3 separate regions of the Homo sapiens genome follow, and all the other regions are linked to region 2. A link is a contact called in ENCODE Hi-C or POLR2A ChIA-PET data. All regions are on one chromosome and are shown on one strand. The core of a region is the stretch at or near the end of the contact, and the rest is flanking DNA. Distances in the headings are between cores, read along the strand shown.

What was found. A loop is a pair of places that touch in the nucleus more often than their neighbours do. ChIA-PET counts read pairs that join two places held with the same protein, here RNA polymerase II (POLR2A). Pooled maps may share reads with other maps.
Region 1: a pooled map shows a loop between it and region 2 (2.6-fold over the local background). The contact joins two enhancer-like sites. A Hi-C loop is called at or near these places in 2 of 37 single-sample maps with no recorded cell type and 9 of 50 pooled maps. POLR2A ChIA-PET finds 5 or more read pairs at or near these places in 8 of 52 experiments (B cell, BJ, MCF 10A and 5 more).
Region 3: a loop to region 2 is called in a pooled map, with 2.0 times the contacts of the local background. The contact joins two enhancer-like sites. A Hi-C loop is called at or near these places in 3 of 50 pooled maps. POLR2A ChIA-PET finds 5 or more read pairs at or near these places in 10 of 52 experiments (CD4-positive, alpha-beta memory T cell, GM10248, HEK293 and 6 more).

Annotation. Positions count from the first base shown.
Region 1 is chr6:149,210,727-149,215,034 of GRCh38, reverse strand. No RefSeq gene overlaps it. Among named protein-coding and RNA genes, the nearest start is that of TAB2-AS1, 45 kb to the left of the region's middle. RefSeq lists an enhancer at 1,824-1,943. Within about 2 kb of position 1,459, at least 2 of the 41 ENCODE cell types and tissues checked have a DNase peak (open chromatin) inside an H3K27ac peak, as active enhancers do.
Region 2 is chr6:149,335,464-149,339,313 of GRCh38, reverse strand. All of the region lies in intron 1 of TAB2 (TGF-beta activated kinase 1 (MAP3K7) binding protein 2), which reads right to left. Among named protein-coding and RNA genes, the nearest start is that of TAB2, 20 kb to the right of the region's middle. RefSeq lists an enhancer at 2,452-2,601. Within about 2 kb of position 2,538, at least 11 of the 41 ENCODE cell types and tissues checked have a DNase peak (open chromatin) inside an H3K27ac peak, as active enhancers do.
Region 3 is chr6:149,270,328-149,274,571 of GRCh38, reverse strand. It overlaps a transcript of TAB2 not described here. Among named protein-coding and RNA genes, the nearest start is that of TAB2-AS1, 15 kb to the right of the region's middle. RefSeq lists a silencer at 2,544-2,593 and an enhancer at 3,124-3,223. Within about 2 kb of position 2,756, at least 8 of the 41 ENCODE cell types and tissues checked have a DNase peak (open chromatin) inside an H3K27ac peak, as active enhancers do.

The DNA.
Region 1 (4,308 bases), core at 210-2,709, 120 kb after region 2:
CACTGTTCAGATGCAGGACACAAGAAGGCTGATGTCCAGTGACTACTTTGCAGTCAGGCCAGCTGAGGGTTTACAGATGGGCATCCCTTCTGATGGGTTGGAGTCTATGCCAGACCTGTTGTTAAATAATTTGGATACCACCACTAGATATAGTAATAAACAAGTTCCTGCCCTTGGGGCCTTATACTTTCATGAGGGGAGAGAGCTGATTTAAAGTCAGGCAGTGGTAAGAGCCATAATACCAATAGGACAGGGTGATGTGATGAAGGTGCATTAGGCATGGTAATCCTGAAAGGCTTTTCTGAAGAGGTGATATTTAAGCTGGCATCTAACATCAGGAGGGAGCCGGCCTCTGCAAGAAGGGCATCTCATGGAGAGGGAACAGCCACTGCGAGGGTCTGAGGTGGGAATAAGGCTGGTGTGTTTGAGACAGAAGGAAGTTCAGTGTGACTGGAGCACAGAGGGTGCGGGAAAGACAGGGGTACACAGGAGGAGTGGGGAGGGTGTGGCTGATTCACACAGGGCTCTGAAAGTGTTTGAAATTTCCTCTAAGTTTCAAGGAAACCATCGGAGGGTCTTAAACAAGGAGTGACATGATAGGATTTATGTTCCTAGATGATCACGTGGGTTGCAGTGTGGAGAATGGATTCTAAGGGGGCAAGACTGGATGCAGGGAGACTTGCTGGGAAGTTTTATAGTCATCTGGAGACTGTGACATGGACTGTGGAGACAGCCATGGTGATGGAGTGAAGTGGATTGCTTTGGGCTATATATTGGGTATGGAGTTGACAGCTGATTTGGACATATTGGAAAGGGAGAGGAATTGTGTTTGCCTCCGAGTTTTCGGGCCTGAGCAGTGAAGATGGAGAAGAGCAGGAAAGAGCAGGTTTTTCTGTGTCAGATAAGTTAAGTTTGAGATGCCTGTTAGATGAGTAAGTCAATGTGCTTTTATGTGCAAGACTTGTGGTATAAAAAGTAAACTACATAGATAACATGAAGAATCTCAGTCACATGATTGTAAAGGATTTCTTAAGGCTATTGCTGTGTAAGTGTGATAACATGTCAACACTCAGGGAAACTCTAAGGTGGTTATTAATTTTGGAGGCTATGATGTGCGCAGGAGAGTAGTAGAAGAGATACAGGAGAAGCTGGTGAGAGCCAGCTCATGAGAAGCCTCGTAAGGAGATGATGGGGGAACTACTGAAAAGATTTGAATGAAGAATGATGTGACCACATTGAGTGTTTTAAAAATCATTGTGAATGCAATATGCAGGAAAGATTGGAGGGACGTGAGGCTGGAGTCAGAGTGAACAAGGAAGATTTATTGCCATTGGTCCAGGTGATGGATGACAAAAGCTGGAACTCAGCTGATGACCACACAGAGGAAGCAGAGTGAGCAGATGCAAAAGATTTTCAAAAGACAGATGTGACTGTATTCGGGGATCTTTTGGCTGTGAGTGTGACAGTTTTCAGCGTGGGCGCCTGGGTAGATGCTGGGGCAATCAAATGAGATCCAGAGCATAGGTCCATGAGGACAGGGGTGGATCTTATTCTATTCTGTTTTTCTGGTGCCAACCCTTGTGCCCGTTTTCACTCTGAGGAGCTGATTGGCTTTAGCCTTTCCACTAAGTTCTTCCTCATTCAAGAAAGCCTTGTTCAATGAATTAGCCGAGAGCTAAATGGGATACCTGGGGCAACAGCAACATTTAAGAAGGCATTAAAGAGACTTGGTAGGTGTTAGGGGAACCAGAAACCTGGAGAACCAGGAACCAGCAGAATGGAAAGTGAAGAAATGGTCAACAGCCGTACTGAATGCCAAGGGAAGGTCAAATGAGACAGGGATTTACAAGTGTTCTTCAGGTTAAGGCAGCAGCAGTGTTAACCAGAGCAGCTTCAGTGGTGCAGCGAAGGTGGAAGCCAGGCAGTGGTGGGTGGAGGAATGAACAGGACAGGAAGTGGAAAATACTTGGCTGAAAAACTTGTGGGCAGTGTGGACAGAGTTGGGAGTTTTCTCACTCGTTTCTCAGTTTTCTCTGTGAATTAGGAGGAAGCAGATAGTCTACTGAAGCTGAAGGAAGCCATGTGGAAGATTTAAAGTCAGCAGTCAGTTGAAAAAAAGAGTTTTAGAAAACTCAACTTTGAGAAGTAGAAAACTTTGATAGAGACTTGAGTTTGACCTTGAGTTAGCCAAAGTGCAGAGACATGAAGTCTTCTACTTGAGGTCATAGAATATGTCTCTGTCTGAACTCAGAATTAATCCTGGGGGGAAGAGGGTACACTTGAATGCCTCTGCTCTTGATTTTGAGCTTGGTACCTTTGGACTTCGGTTTCATTTAGTATTCCAGGTCAGGTCAGTTTGTTGTTTTCCGTTTATAGGGTTGATTCACTTTAGCACTTCCAGTAAACACAGAATAGCTTGCATTTGGACTTCTATCCACTGCTGACACCAGTAGAGGCTGGGAGGCTGTTAGGCATTCTAAGTGCGGCCCTTCAGAAAGAGACGTTACACTCTTGTTTCTTCTGATAGATGTTGGTAGCTGTCCAGAGAAAAGTTAAAGTTCCCATTGCTTTTTCCAGAAAGAGTAATGGGGAGCCCTTGTGTTCCAGCCAACAATCCCTCTTCTCAATAAAACAAATAGGTTCTAATGCTGGCAGCGTTCGAAGCTGTTGCTGAGAACATAAAGGCTGCTCTGTCTCACTCCGTGGTAAATATACAGCAAACATTTAACTCATTACTAGATAAATCACACTGAGATGACTCAGAAGAAGATGTGTCTGGTACCGGCTTTTAATTTTTTTTTAACCTTGATGAATATATTTCTCCTTTCTTGACTAATTCATTCGCCAATACTTAACTAAATGTATTTAACAACAGCAATTTAAACAAGGCAACTAATGAGAGAGATGAATTGTTTAAGGAAAATATGTGGCAGAGATTCTTCATGCTCACCCAGTGGTCAGGTGTCCCTCTCCCTTTCCAAGCCTTCATGGGCCAGGTGGGTCTTGGACAATTCTGGCCAATGGGAAAATGGACAGGAGTGAGATGAACATTTCTAGGTAGGCCTGGCACTGAAAATCTTCCTGTGGATCCTCTAGCTCTCTTTTCCCTTCTATGATGATCATGGAGACCATGTGCTGTAGTTGGAATATATTTAAGATGGAGGAGGGCCGCCCAATTTGTATCAGGCACTATGTGATCAAGAAGTAAGTCTTTATTGCATTAAGCCATTGAGATTTCTTTTTTTTAGAAAACTGTTACTGACAAAGCCTATCCCAACCCAATTAATACATAAATCAAATGATATCACCTTATCAGGGAAGACAAGGTCCTTTATAAGTCCCCAGAGATAGCAGACGCCAGAAGGAAATAGAAGAGTTATCTATCTCAGAGCTGTCTAGACAAAGGTCTGCTTTGACTTAACAGCAGAGTCTATACATCTGTAGAAATTTCCAGAGGTCTTTGCATTTAGTTGTTATTGTGGACTATAGTATATTTCTTTGAGGCTTTCAACCATCAGCTAGCAGTCAAAAGAATGACCATTTATGGTCATTTACTCATGTGCTGGCATTTCCCAAGGCCACATTCGCCTATGAGTAAACAGTGGTTGTGATCACAATAGCCTCCCACGGTTCCCTATCTCTTTTTGCTGCCCAGTGGTACAGGTCCTGTTATGGGGCATCTCTATAGGATGCCTCCCATGCAATACTGAACAAGTCTGATCATCTACAGCTCTCAAATGTCATGCTCATTTGTTCTCTTCTTTTGTGGCAGGCCCCTCCATGGGGTACTAGGTTTCTGCCAGGTATTCCTTCCTGCTCACCCTGTACATGCCTATTGCTGAGTCTGTCTGAGGCCATCAGGGACCACCTGTAGTTCGGCGTTACTTCCGTTTTTGCTGGGCACAACCGGTAGATAAACTTAGTGAGAACACAGTGCTGTACTCAGACTTACTTCCTCCTACAATGACTAAGTCAAGTCATCTGTCTCTCATTTTCTTCACTTTTAGAATACATTTTATCCAAGAGACTTTTGTCAGGTCCACCTCACCAGTTTTCCAGATACATGCCAGACACGTTGAATCTAGCCCTATTTATGAGGCAAACAGTGAGCCCTGTGACACCTGTAATTATCATTCTCTTAAACATTTTGTTAATGTTGATGTTAGAAGTTTACTAAGCTTCCTAGGAGATTCTTAACCATTTTTCTTCACTCTTTGACTCTCTTTGGCCTAGGCCCTTCCCATTTTGTCTGCATGACTCCAGGAGGGACAGTGCAATTTGGAGATTAGGAAACAGATGACTAGGGAC
Region 2 (3,850 bases), core at 1,289-3,788:
CACTGCAACCTCCGCTTCTGCAACCCCACTTCAAGCGATTCTCCTGCCTCAGCCTCCCAAGTAGCTGGGACTACAGGCGCGTGCCACCACACCCAGCTAAGTTTTGTATTTTTAGTAGAGCCAAGTTTCACCATGTTGGCCAGGATGGTCTTGATCTCCTTATCTCATGATCCGCCCGTCTCGGCCTCCCAAAGGGCTGGGATTACAGGCGTGAGCCACTGTGCCCGGTCATATCCTAGATTTTCTAACAAAATTACGCTATCTGTGCTTCCCACGTGAGTTGATGTCCTGACCCAGTCCAAAAGACAGAAACAGCACGGACTGCTTGCTACAGCACTTAGAACAGTGCCTGGCACATGGCAGCTCCCATTGCTGCTGAACAATTACTACTCTAAATATATTCACGTTATAATAAATATAGCCATAGGAATGATTCAACCATACAGAAAAGAATCCTGCTACAAGGTGAATTATCTCACTCTACCCCTTTTATTCTGTTTTCCAGGTTTGGTTCCATGAGTAGGATCACAACCTTCACTTATTTAGGCACACCTTTCCAATCGATAATTTCTGTTATCAATTCAGAAACACTAAGATCTCAATCAACATCAGTCTGTTAGGCTCCTTGTAGGTTGCTGTTAAGCTCCTTCTAGGTTTCATTTTAAAAGGAAATTTTACACTCCAACAACTTCCAAGCTTTCATGTGAAGCAAAAATATGTTGTTTCATCTTAATTGTACTTATGTTTAAACTTAAACTCTTCCAATACTAGTTTCCCTCCTCAACTTTCCATTTTTGTCAGAAATAGCAATTTCTTTTCAGCCTGCAAAGTGAAGTTACCTTAACTCTTCTCTCTTCTCTTTCTTTACCTTTACCCAACTCCTTGAAATCGCATCCATTTTGTAATTAACATTCCTTAAAATACAACTTCTAAGACTCTCCTCAATGGTTATTACAGTCAATACAGTCCACAATTACTTCCATAGTTCTGAAATAAAATGTCAGGACAAGATTTTTCCACGAAGCTTCATATGGAAACTCATTTGGTGGTGGCAAAAATCTGAGTTGAACCGATGTAAGGTTATTTACAGGCTTGATTTAGCCCACTTACTGTGAATATTTTCACCTTCACTGCAGAGATACTAGTGTCTAGTTACAGGATGATACCTCAGACCTTGCTGGGAGAGTTATGTAATATACAATATACACGTTACCTTTCCCAAATCCAAAAATGTTTGAATCCCAAAACACAGCTGGCCTCAGGGTTTCAGATAAAGCATTGTGGACCTGTATAATATTATTCTAGGAATCCTAATTTAGGCACCCTATACTTAACTTTCTTCCTGATACTCTCTCTTACCTGACTCCATGCATCTCAGCTCCCATACCACCAAGTTCTATTATTTTTTCTTTCCAATATCTCCTGCAATTTTACTCTATCTCTAACTGCTTACCACCCTATCCCTATCATCAAACATATAAATGACCAGACCCACTGCTTAGCTCCCTGCCAGTCTTCCCACCCTCTGTGTAAGTATAGTATAAGAGATTAAGAAAGTTTCCTATATAACCACTTTAAATATTTCACTCAATTGCAGAGGAATTTAATAAACTGAAACAGATAAATAATAAAAGAGGAAGGATAGTGACTGTGGTGTTACAAGATGAGTTTCTGTTATTTTTTTAAACAGTTTATCTACAATTGTGAGCTAAGAAGAGTTTGACCCTTTTTTCTAAACTGGTTGAAACTTTGAAATTTTCTATGTTAACACATCTATTCTGTAACTGAAACAAAACAAACAAATGAACAAAATTGGCAAGGCTCCTTTCCTGCTTATCACTTCAGCTAAAACCCCTCAGTGTGGTTTTTCAATGCCTTCTCCAGTTTGGTTCCACTAGATCGGGGGTCATGAATCCCTCTGGCAGTCTGGAGAAAGCTACAGAGTCCCCCTCAGAGTGGTTTTAAATGCATAAAATACAATATCTAGGATTATAAAGAAAGCCAGTTTTACTAAAATATAGTTGTTTTTGAAAATATGGTTTTAAATGCATAAAATATACATTACTAAGAAAACCAATTATACCGAAACAGTTATCAAGTGTTTTTAAAAACCTTGTATGTGATATATTCATACATATGCTTCTTTAGTAATAATACAATAAAATCTAGTGGGAGTCTAATAAAAACCATAATTCTGAAGTAGTAATATGCATAAATTATAGAGATATCAACAGCTGTAATCTGAAAATATCTGTGCTTTTTCTATTAGTAATAAAAGATATACGTACTGCTAATATTACTGTAGTCTGCCGCTTAAAATCTTATTAAAAGTAAATGCTAAATTTCAGTTCAAAGTTCATAAAAATATAAAGATGTCACTTTTTTTTTTTTATCTAAATGCATGCAGCCCTCTAAATTGTATCCCTGGATCCCTTCAGGGTCTTGCAGATTAAAACTACTCTATTAAATTCACCTGCTTCTATTTCCCAGCAGTCCCCACACCCTTAGGAATCTGGGCAGGCCTGTCTGAACATGTTCAACCCACACTTTCCTTTCTTTGCTTACTACACTACTGCCCTTGCTTAGAATGTTATGTCTTCACCTTGAGGCTTATCAAAATCTTAACTACCTCTTCAAAACCAATTCCAATTTCACCTTCTACTTGAATTCTTTTTATCCTGCTTCAGCCCACATGGATCTTTTCCTACAACTACTAATGTAGCTGTAGGTCAATGCTTTATGAATCAACATTTAATTATTCTCTTACAGTCTACTTCTGTGTCTCTTCATCTAAGTTATAAGATCCCCGGAGACATGTGCTATGTGCTTACACATAGAACACTGCATATACATAATATAGGCACATATAAAGTACTCAGCAAGTGCCCCCAATAAATCAAGCACAGAAGATCATCTGTTTGGCAACTTCGAGTACCAGAAAATACATCAAGATAAGCCAAAAGTTCCACTAAGGAGTTAAAACAGACATAAATTAGGCTTATAGTTCACCTCTATCAGAACCTAGATACTCCTATTTAATTAAGAACCCAGAAGCTTATTTACTAGGCAGCAATGAATTCCAAGTAATAAATCAAGGAAGGAGCACTAAAGTCAGCACAAGACAATGATTCATTCCAAACATATTGGTTAAGCACTACTACGTGCCAGGCACTGTTCTAGAATCTATGATTCAGTTCTCATATAGCAACTTAGTGCCAGGCCCTGGACTAGAACCCGGGGTTCCTGACTCATTCTGAAGCTCTGAAACAAAATGTTTATTTCTATCTTCCAGAAAAGGTTTAGTATGCAGGGTAAAAGTGGGGGAGGGGAGGAGGTGTTACTATTTCAGAAAGCAGCAAAGTATGTGAAACATTATAAAGAAATAGATTTGGAGGTATGAATATCTATATTTATCTACACACAATATACATAATATATTGTAAAATCTCTATAAAATCTCTAAAATAGATTCAGGAGTAAGTTTCAATCATTTTATGTACTTACTACCTAAGAATACTAGATGAATGAGGTGTTACTCTGCTTATTAATATTTTAATCACAAACACTTCATAAAATTGTATTTTTCTTCAAAGAGCCCTGCCAAGTTGCTTCATTTATTTGATGTAAAAATAAAAAACTAGGTCAGGTATAGTGGCTCATACCTGTAATCGCAGCACTTTGGGAGACCAAAGCAAGAGGATCACTTGAGCCAAGGAGTTTGAGACTAGCCTGTGCAATACAGCAAAACCCTGCCTCTACAAAAAGTTAGAAAAAAAGTATTAGCCAGGCATGGTGGCTGGTGTCTGTAGTCCCAGGTACTTGGGAGGCTAAGGTGGGAGGTTAAGGCTGA
Region 3 (4,244 bases), core at 1,507-4,006, 65 kb after region 2:
TATCTTGCAGGAAGCTTCTGCTTTTGGCTCTGTAACTTCTTAGGCATCCCATTATCACAGGGCATAAAATTGTCTGGCTACTTGCTTGAAAGGGTAGAAAGGGAAAAATACAGGGAGGACAAAGCCATGATAATATTTCAGTATGGCTCCTCCCATAAACAAATATATGGGTATGGAAAGCTAAGGTAATAAGCTGCTTTCAATTAGAGTTATGGAACAAGAGAAACATTTTCTATGTGGTTGTAGAGTCTGTGACTCCGTTACTGAGAGCAAGTGCTCAGGTCACATGACATACTTTAGCAACAGGATCCCTTAACCGGGTCAGTTGCTCCTGTGAGGCCTTTGGGTGACTGAGGGCAAGACCACCCAGCCATAGCAATTCTAATGCGATATTATTTATGTCACATGGAAAATTGATGGTTCTGGGCCCTGGGGCAAGATTCCACCACACTTTTGAGTTATGGATTGAGGTCATTTTATGATCCCACCAATGATATTGGTCAATAGAAATATTATACTTTGAAGACAACTTGGTGAGGTAGAAGAATAAAATTATTTTTTCGCTAATCACTGCTTTCCATTACCATCTGTCCAGTCTTCTTGCTATACTAAGTAGCAGCAGATTTTTAAGACCTCTTGGGCTGATCCTTTCTAGTCACTTCCAATTTATTGAAATTAGTTCAGTTTAAACTCAAATCTCACATCTCATGTAAAACTTTCTCTGTGTCCCATTACAGGTCAGACTTCTGGCAGAAAGGACATTGAACACGGAAGGTGTGTGTTCTGCCCTTCTGTTTTCTTTCATCATTTCATTCTGAGGGACCAGAGACAAAGTAGGGGCACAATCCCAATCTCCTCATGTTGGTTGTTACAGCTTCTTTTGCTGCAATGACCTGATGGGCTGTGGATGCTGTCTTTGCGGCAGGCATCCAGAGGCTGATTTGCCCACAGACTTTTCAAATAAGTTTTAGGAGGCTATGTGACACTTCCTCCACTGCACAGTTCCCTTTTTGGAAAGTCTTGCTCTGGCCCACTCTGGTCCAGCCTCCACAGCACCTGGCCCTGGCAGTTTGCCCTTGCTGCCAGAGTTCACTCACTTGGTGGACAGATCCTCAGAGCATGGCACTGACAGGGCAGCTTCCTCCCAGCCCGTTTTCACGAGAGCCACTCAACCCACAGGAAACTGAAATGTTTGTTCCATGCCAAGAATAGAAACGCATGCCTCTCACTGCTGCCCTTGTCTAAGACCTGCCATTTCCCTCCATCTTCTTTTTCCCACCTCAGCTCGGCAGAGAGGAGCTCATCAATTTCACCATCTAAGGATGCCATTCTTGACTTTTCTATGTACCTCTAATATTGAGTTTAGCCTTGGCATTTTGGGCTGAATAATGCTTTGCTGCGAGGGGCTGTCCAGTATCTTGTAGGATGTTTAACAGCATCCCTGGCCTCTACCCACTCGATCAGTGGTCCTCGATGCTTTTGTCGCCAGGGACCAGTTTCATGAAAGGCAATTTTTCCATGGACATGGGGCGAAGGGTGCGGGGAGGTAAGGGGGTGGGGGTGATGGTTTCTGGATGAAACTCTTTCACCTCAAATGATAAGGCATTAGATTCTCATGAAGAGTGCACAGTCTAGATCCCTCACGTGCAGTTCACAATAGGACTCATGCTCCAGTGGCCCCAGGGTTGGGGACCCCTGCACTAGATGACAATTGTGACAATCTAAAATGTTTTCAGATATTGCCAAAGATTTTGTGGCAATAGCGTGACCAACTTTCCTGATGTCAAGTCTAAAAATCCCATGAACTGGTAAGGGATGCAGAATAATGTCTCCCTAAAGCTGACCACAGGCAAATCCCCCAAGTCTGTGAATATGCTACCTTATATGACAGAATGGACTTTGTGGGTGTGATTAAGTTAGGCATCTTGAGATGAGAAGATTATCCTGGATGATTTGGGTGGGCACATGGTAATCACAAGGATCCTTGTAAGAAGGAGGCAGCAGTGTCAGAGTCAGAGAAGGAAACGTGACAACAGGAGCAGAGGTTGGAGCGATGTAATTGCTGCCTTTGAAGATGGAAGGGGCCATGAGCCAAGGAATACAGGCAGCCTCTAGAAGTTGGAAAAGGCAAGAAGTGGATTCTCTTCTAGAGCCTCCAAAAGGAACATGACCCTGTCACCACCTTGATTTTAATCTAGTGAGACTTCTGACCTCCAGAACTGTGAGATAATATGTCTGCGTTGTTTAAGTCCCTACGTTTGTGCTAATTTGTTAGAACCAAAGTAGGAAATGAAATCATCTGGGAAACTCTTCAGTCCCAACCTAGACTGGAATTGTTGGTCATCCCATCTGGGGAGCCAAATTGCTCCTGCATGAGAAACACTCCTCTAATTTTTTAAAGTGGTTTTCTTGAGCCTTGTTCATTTATCTTTGAGAAGGGATATAACCTGTTTTTTTCCCTTTCTCCTAGGGTGGGGAAGGAATGACCTCTTACAACAGAAAATTACATTCCTCAGAAGGGCAATTACTCAATGACTTCCTCTTACTTCACTAACTCAGTCTTTGGGGGGTTGGGGGTGGGGCTAGGGACTGTGTGGTGTGGGTTTTGTGTGGGCGTCTGACACTGTTGATGCTCAGCGTCCTTCAGAGTGTGAGGCCACTTAACTCCTTTCTGTCTTCAGCTTGAAGTGAGCAAAGGAACATCTTATTCAACTTTCCGTTAACCTCAAAAGTAACTTTGAGTTTGCAAAAGGCAGCTTCTGCTTTCTGGTTGTCCGTGAGTATGAGTAAGAAGATCTGATTTTAGTTACCACACCTCCATTTCCTCTCTATGCTGGACTGCTATGTGATCCCCTACGTAGACTCTTCCATAGAGTAGGGTTTTAAGCAGAGCACATGATTGTCCAGCTAAATAGTTCATTTTCAAGTTTTCTGAGCAGCTAGCTGTAGATAGGTAACTAATATGTGGCCAAAAGGATGTTAGTAACTTCTGGGTCATGTCCTGTAACTTCTGGGTCATGTCCTAAAAAGGAAGTAGCTTGTGCTCTGCCTTCTCTTTTCACTCAGGTAGAAATGCAGATAAAGTGAGAGTGAATTAACTTTAACTAACAGATGAGAACAATAGGCCCGAGGGTAATAGAGCCACAGGCTAGAAAGAACCTGGGTCTCTGGATGACCTCATGGAGCAGAGCTTTTTTCTTACCCTTAGGTAAGATTAAGTTATGTACTAGCACACCAATGAAATTATTTACATCCCTAGAACAGGAACCCTGTCCATTATTTTTATGTGTGTTTTACAGAGCAGGAGTTTCCAAACACAGTCAGGTCAATAATATTCTTTTTTAAAAAATATATATATTTTTTAGAGATAAGGTCTCACTCTGTCACTCAGGCTGGAGTACAGTGGGGCAATCATAGCTCACTGCAGCCTCTAACTCCTGGGCTCAAGCAATCCTCTTACCTAAGCCTCCCAAGTAGCTAACAGTAATATTTTTGACAGTATTTTCAACTAAGTCAAAATGAAAAAAAAAAGAATAAGGTGCAGAGAGATAGAGCGACATGGCAGCAGATTCATTCCAACTTCAGGGCTTTCATTATTATACCACCCCGTAACCCTCTGACTACCCAGTTTTTTGCAACAGCAGTGGATCAGTAATACTTCTCACTCTTCAAGACCAGAATCCTTCAAGACAGTACCTCCTCTATGTCATCTTCACCACTCTTTTATGTGATACACTTCCTCTAGATCCAAAAAAGAGAAGAAACTGAAAGACAAAGCTGGGCGAGTTGACCATGTGTACGTCGGAGAGGCTTGCCCCAAGCTCTGGATAATACATCACTGGTGCCATGTGCATCTGTGATGAAAATGTGCAAGGTCTGGATTCTAAATGTTGTTTTAAAAATGTGTTAATTTTTACTTTTTAAATTGACAAGTAAAAATTATATATATTTATGGTGTAAAACATGATGTTTTGATAGATGTATAGATTGTAGAATGTTAAATCTAGCTAATTAACATGTTCATGACCTCATATACTTATCATTATTTTTGTGGTGAGAATACTTAAAATCTACTCTCTTAGCGGTTTTGAAGTATTCAATATACTGTTATTAACTATAGTCATCGTGCTATACAATAGATCTCTTGAACTAAAGAAAAAAAGGAATAATGCAGTGGTAAAGAAAATGAAAAGCCACAGACTGGTAAGAAGTACTTGCAAAACATATATCTGATAAAGAACTAG